Linked DNA regions of Homo sapiens: region 2 is linked to region 1. A link is an interaction called in ENCODE POLR2A ChIA-PET data of the cell type or tissue named here. Cell type or tissue: GM12878. All regions are shown on one strand. Links, peaks and the distances in the headings refer to the core of each region. The heading gives the core; the rest is flanking DNA.

What was found. Peaks named below come from ENCODE experiments on the same cell type or tissue, not always from the same donor. Only the 100,000 strongest peaks of a DNase experiment are listed, where the experiment ranks them.
Region 2: POLR2A ChIA-PET joins it to region 1 with 5 read pairs; 7 of 35 experiments call an interaction of 5 or more read pairs at or near these places.

Annotation. Positions count from the first base shown.
Region 1 is chr20:17,971,894-17,974,800 of GRCh38, forward strand. All of the region lies in intron 2 of MGME1 (mitochondrial genome maintenance exonuclease 1), which reads left to right. Among named protein-coding and RNA genes, the nearest start is that of MGME1, 4.3 kb to the left of the region's middle. In GM12878, for the core only: no CTCF peak of the experiment used is centred there; no DNase peak of the experiment used is centred there; H3K4me3 peaks cover 2,500 bases; H3K27ac peaks cover 2,500 bases.
Region 2 is chr20:17,627,897-17,630,803 of GRCh38, forward strand. RRBP1 (ribosome binding protein 1) reads right to left here. Exons shown (of 25, transcript NM_001365613.2): 9 at 1,927-2,065. Among named protein-coding and RNA genes, the nearest start is that of RRBP1, 53 kb to the right of the region's middle. In GM12878, for the core only: no CTCF peak of the experiment used is centred there; no DNase peak of the experiment used is centred there.

The sequences.
Region 1 (2,907 bases), core at 168-2,667:
CCTGGCTAATTTTTTTATTTTTTGTAGCGACAAGGGTCTCCCTATGTTGCCCAGGCTAGTCTCCAACTCCTGTCTTCAAGTGGTGCTCCCACCTCGGCCTCCCAGAATACTGAGACTACAGGTGTGACCCACTGTGCCCAGGCAGAATCACTCTTTTTAGAAAATAAGTATTAGTAAGCAGTGGGTTCTGAAATAAATAAAGGGACAATTAGTGTCATGGTGAATAAAAGAAAAAGGGCTCACTAAATTGATTAACGGGTCTGGAGGATACTGGATCCCAAACCCAAGAAGGTGGCACCCAAGAAGAATTACATTTTAAAAATTAAGAAGATTTTTTTAATGAAAAATATTGGATCAGTAATTTCTACCCAGTCTTCTCAAAGGTGAGAGCATAGAAATGTGTCTGGCATTCTTCCAAATACTTGAGCAGTTTCCCAAGCATCAGTTCATCTTTTGAAGACTGGTGGGAATGAGAAAGTCTGACTTATTCTGATTTATATTTTGTGTATAAATACACACAAAGGGATGGGGTTTAGGTTTTAATTTTTTTTTTTTTTTTTTTGCTACGCTGATTTAATCCTGAAGTATTAGCCATCCTGCCAGTTCCATCATGAGAATACTGGAGATGCATGAAGGTTTTTTTTAGTGCACTTCATATACGAGGACTTGAAAACATTTCACTTTCATTACTTTGAGTGAATAAGCAGACTTGATGCTACATGCAGTGAATATTCTTGGATCATTTTTTATTTTTATAAATTGAATCATGTTGAATGTTCTGAGCCTTAGTGTCTAAAGGATCCTGTAATCTAGGTTTTCATGTTTGTGATCATGTGTATATGAAGAACCTAGCCAGGGGTAAGTTTGCAGCGAGAAATGTATGGTCTATTGGCATGGCATTTGCTAAGTTTTTTTCTTCCTGTTTTTAACATGTTTGTCTTCTGCTTCATTAACCTAGTGTGTAGATGAATGCTATACACTTCTTTTTCCTAGGCTTTAATTCCATCAGTCATAAATTTCTTGTAGGTCTTTCACGTGTTAATAATTCCAATTGAGTCAAGTAAATTTGGAGTAGAATAACTTAGTTCCTAAGTTGAATTTCATTTAACTCTCCAAATAATTTTTCAGAAGGGATTCCATTTTTTGCTAATGATAGAATTGACATTTCCAGCTGGGCATAGTGGCTCATGCCTGTAATCCTAGCACTTTGGGAGGCCGAAGCAGGCGGATCACTTGAGGTCAGGAGTTCAAAACCAGCCTGGCCAAAATGGCGAAACCCCATCTCTACTAAAAATACAAAAAAATTAGCCGGGCGCAGCGATCACTTGTAATCCCAGCTACTACGGAGGCTGAGGCAGGAGAATCGCTTGAACCTGGGAGGTGGAGATTGCAGTGAGCCGAGATCATACCACTGCACTCCAGCCTGGAAAAAAAAAGAATTGACATTTCCATCTTTGTAAAAAATAGTTGAAGGCCGAGTGCAGTGGCTCATGCCTGTAATCCCAGCACTCTGGGAGACCAAGGTGGGACGATTGCTTGAGGCCAGGTGTTTAAGACCAGCCTAGGCAACGTAGAGAGATTGCATCTCTACAAAAAAAAAATTTTTTTGAATTAGCCAGGCGTGGTGGCACATGCCTGTAGAGGAAGCTGAGACAGGAGGATTGCTTAAGGCCAGGTGTTCAAGGTTACAGTGAGCAATGATCGAGCCAGTACACTCCATCCTGGGTGACAAGTAAGACCCTGTCTCAAAAAAAAAAAAACTTGACAAATGTAAAGTTGTTTTCCGCCTTTTCTGTGGGTCTCTCTGCAAGCATGTTCCAAGCACGTGTATTTCCTGCTCTGTTTCTCTGAGTATCTAATTGGTGATTTCCAAGATTGCTTCCTTTGCTCTACTGTGTGGTAGATTGGAAACAGATTCTGGTGCCAGGCTGCCTGTCCAGCTTTTTGCTTTGGGGCAAATTAACAGCACTGCCTGGTGGGATAGGGCCTCATTCATTAAAATGGGGGTAACTTACAATCCCTATTTTGCTGGGTTGTTGGGTTTGAAAATTAAATAATGTTTTGAAAGCTCCAAGGCCATTGCTTAGCATAACAGTCCCCCCTCTTTCTCTCCTCTTACTAAGAAACAAGTGAATATATTTCTTGTGTTTGTTGAGTCTCTTTGTGTGTTTTTTTTTTTTTTTTTTTTTTTGAGATTGTCTTGCTCTGTCACCCAGGCTGGAGTGCAGTGGCATGATCTTGGCTCACTGCAACCTCTGCCTCCTGGGTTCAAGCAATTCTCCTGCCTCAGCCTCCAGAGTAGCTGGAATTACAGGCATGCGCCACCACACCTGGCTAATTTTTGTATTTTGAGTAGAGACTGGGTTTTACCATGTTGGCCAGGCTGGTCTTGAACTCCTGACCTCAGGTAATCCGCCTGCCTTGGCTGCCCAAAGTGCTGGGATTATAGGCATAAGCCACCATGCCCGGCCATGTTCCCTTTTTTAAAATGTGTATGAGGAGGGGGCTTACTATGCAAGCGCTTGGAGGCCAACGAGCACTGAAAATGAGGAGAGAGTTCAAAAATCAAGTTAGATCCTGGGATACGCCAACAAATCCAGACACTACAGTTCTTTCGGAGAAACCTGGGGACGAAAAGTAAGGCTTTGACCTCAGAAAATGAACATACAGGAAAAATAATGTGTCCTAATGTGTCCTAATGAAATTTCTCTAGTATTCACATGTTATAAAATGTTAGGAAGAAAGAAGATGTGTCCTCCTACAAGCCATAAATCAGAATTCTAATAATCTAAAGCTAATTAGAAAAATATTACATGTTAAATATTAAATATTAGAATAGAAAAATGTATGAGGGAAAAAAATTGAGACACAGCTGAATTTTTCAGGCTGTTCCAGCACTAAAAAAAA
Region 2 (2,907 bases), core at 109-2,608, 340 kb before region 1:
CGTCAGGGTAGAATGCAATGCTCTCAGGACACTCATGAGAAAATGATAGAGAGTGGAAACGGACTCCAGCTGAGGCTTTTAAAGATTCATCTTCTAGAAGACTCTTTTTCTTACTGAGACCAGAAGTTCCTTAGAAAGTGGCTAGGTGGACCCCACTGCCACACCTCCCCCACCTCCCTGGCTGGGTCCCCCTCAACCCCCAAGACCTCTTCACAGTCGAGAAAGGCCAGGGGGTGACTCTTCTGCCCTGGGCCCCTTTCTCCCCTTGAGGTGTCCTCCTCCTCAGGTCACCTCAGACAGTCCCATGGGTCTAAGTGTCATCTTCGTGCCTCTGAGGCTGCACTCTCCCCAACCCCAGGCTCTGCCATCTGCCTCTTCTAAATGAAGCTCTAGTTAGACAACGCAAACCCAACATCCCGACCTCCCAGGACTCCTCATCTTCCTCCCTCGCCCACTGCCGAAGCCTACGAGCCCACACCCGCCATCTGTCAAGTTGCCCTCTTCACTAGCACCTCTGCGGCCACCTGGGCCCTGCCCTGTTGCCTTGGGCCTCAGCAACTGCAAGGCCTCATCCCTGGTCTCCATGGGCCACTCGTGCCCCTCTGGTCTGCTCTCCACCTGGTGTCAGTGTCCAGAAGCGCACATGAGACGACTTCATCTCCTGCCCCAAGCACTTCTGTCACACCTTCCACGGTGCCCAAGCTCCTCAGAGGGAGGGTGACCTGGCCCTGCCCCGCCACCAGCCTTCTCCTTCCAGCCACACTTGTTAGCCCATTTCTCACATAGGCCAAGTCAGTTCATTCCCACCTCCGGGCCCTGTGCTGGCCTCTGCCATGCATCCCCTCCTGCCTCAGAGAGTCTCCAGGACCACGCAATCTAAAGCCATGCCCAGCCCTCTGGAGCAGGGGCCGGGAAGCTGGGGCCGTGCCTCCCAACCTCCATTTTTCCAAGTGATATCAATGAAGCTTTCTTTGAACACAGCCAGGCCCCTCTGTTCACTCGGTGTTAATGGGCACTTTTGCCCACTGTGGCAGAGCTGAACAGTTGTGACAGAGACTGGCCAGAAGCATTCACCATCCATCCCCGACAGAAACAGTTCACCCGGTGTTAACGGGCACTTTTGCCCACTGTGGCAGAGCTGAGCAGTTGTGACAGAGACTGGCCAGAAGCATTCACCATCCATCCCTCACAGAAACAGTTGCCAACCCTGCCCTGAACACAGTCCCTGTGTAGAGGGCCCTGCTGTGCAATCCTGTCCTTGCAGGTGACTCTGTCGTGTAACCCCCAGTCCAGCCCAGCCCGGCACCCACGGCAGTGCTTGGCCTGGGGAGGGGCTCGGGAAGCGCCAGTGAGCCAAGGGCCACGGGCCTCTCACTGGCACCTTCAGCTCCCTTTCTCCAGGGGCTCTCGGCCCTCCATCCCTGTCACCCTTTCCATGATCGACTGCAGCAAGGGAACCACAGGCTTGTAAATCCTGCCTGGCCTTCTGGGCTGACTGAGCTGGGAGAGTAGAAAGGCCCAGAACACACATTTAGCTGAGACGCCTCAGGATCTCCCTGGTTCATCCACAGCCACTGCGGACCCAGGCTTGGGAGGGAAGCAGTGCCTTCCACCCCCATATGCCCTGCTCCCATGCACCAGGCCCTCACAGGCCTTGCCCCCCACTTCTAGCCCCTGTAGGTCCCATCCTCACAGCTCCATCCCCCCACCTCTGGACTGCGCCTATAGGCTGACTGCGCCCCCCGCCAGCCCCTGACTGGGCATAATCCCCTGCTCTTTGACTTTCTGAGGGGCAGTCAAGGGATCCGTGCTGCCCTCACCCAACAGGCCTAACCCACTGAGTTCTGGCACTGGCAGTGGGGCTGGGCCGGCATGCAGACCCAGCACCCTGCACTGAACCCCCGGCCCCACTGCCGCCGCCCTTACCGGCCATCTGCTGCTGTTGCTCCTGGGCCTTCTCGGCATCCGCCCGGAGGCTGGCGTGGCTGCTCTGCGTGTGGCACAGCTCCCGGCTGACCTCGTCCAGGCGCTTCTGCAGGGCCTCCTCACTCTCCCTGTGGGACGCCTGGGGACGGGCAGGGGAGTGGGGCAGTGAAGACGTGGAAGGACCAGGCCCTCAGCGGCTCTGCGGTGGAGGCGGACAGAGCTCTTTACCCCACCAAAGCCCCGTGCAGTCTCTGGTCCATGTGGGAAGGAAATGCATCCCTCGAGGCTCTAGAACCCGCACAGGCTTCACTTCGGCCAGAACCCTTTCATGGGGAGAAGGCAGCTGCCAGGGACCCACACTCACTTCCCAGTTCTTTTCTGAGTCCCTATTTTTACATTCTCAAGTGATTCATGAAGACATGGTTACTGCAAGAGTCCAAAGATACTGATTCAGAGTAAACTAGCGACATTTCCCAATCCAGTCCTCGATTCCTCTCCCAGGGGCGGACAGCTTGGTGGGTCTCCCACCTGCAGCTCCACATGTTACACACACACACGCACGGTGCACCACTGCGATCACGCTATAGGGCAGTGCTCTTAGTTCTTAATATTAGGTTGAACCACGTGAAATTGTCAGTGTTTGACCATTTTTACCTACAAAAATGGCAATTTCACATGCTTCAAAAGTATCTCAGAGACATTTCCTCACTCAGGACAGACAGGCCCACCACACCCTTGTTTAGGAGCCACACAGAGCTTCAGTGTTTGCCCAGTTCCCGGCTCAGTGTCAGGCAGGCTCTGGCAGTCCCAGTCGGTGCTCCACAGGACACCCTCATCCACCTGTAAAGGATTCCCACACACTGGGGCAGAAGTGCTGGCCAAGGCCTCCATTTAACCAGCCCTTTGGAGAACTCAGTTCTCCAAAAAGCCCGACCACTGATTATTCATTAACAAGCTTGTCTGGGGGCAGAACCAGGTAAG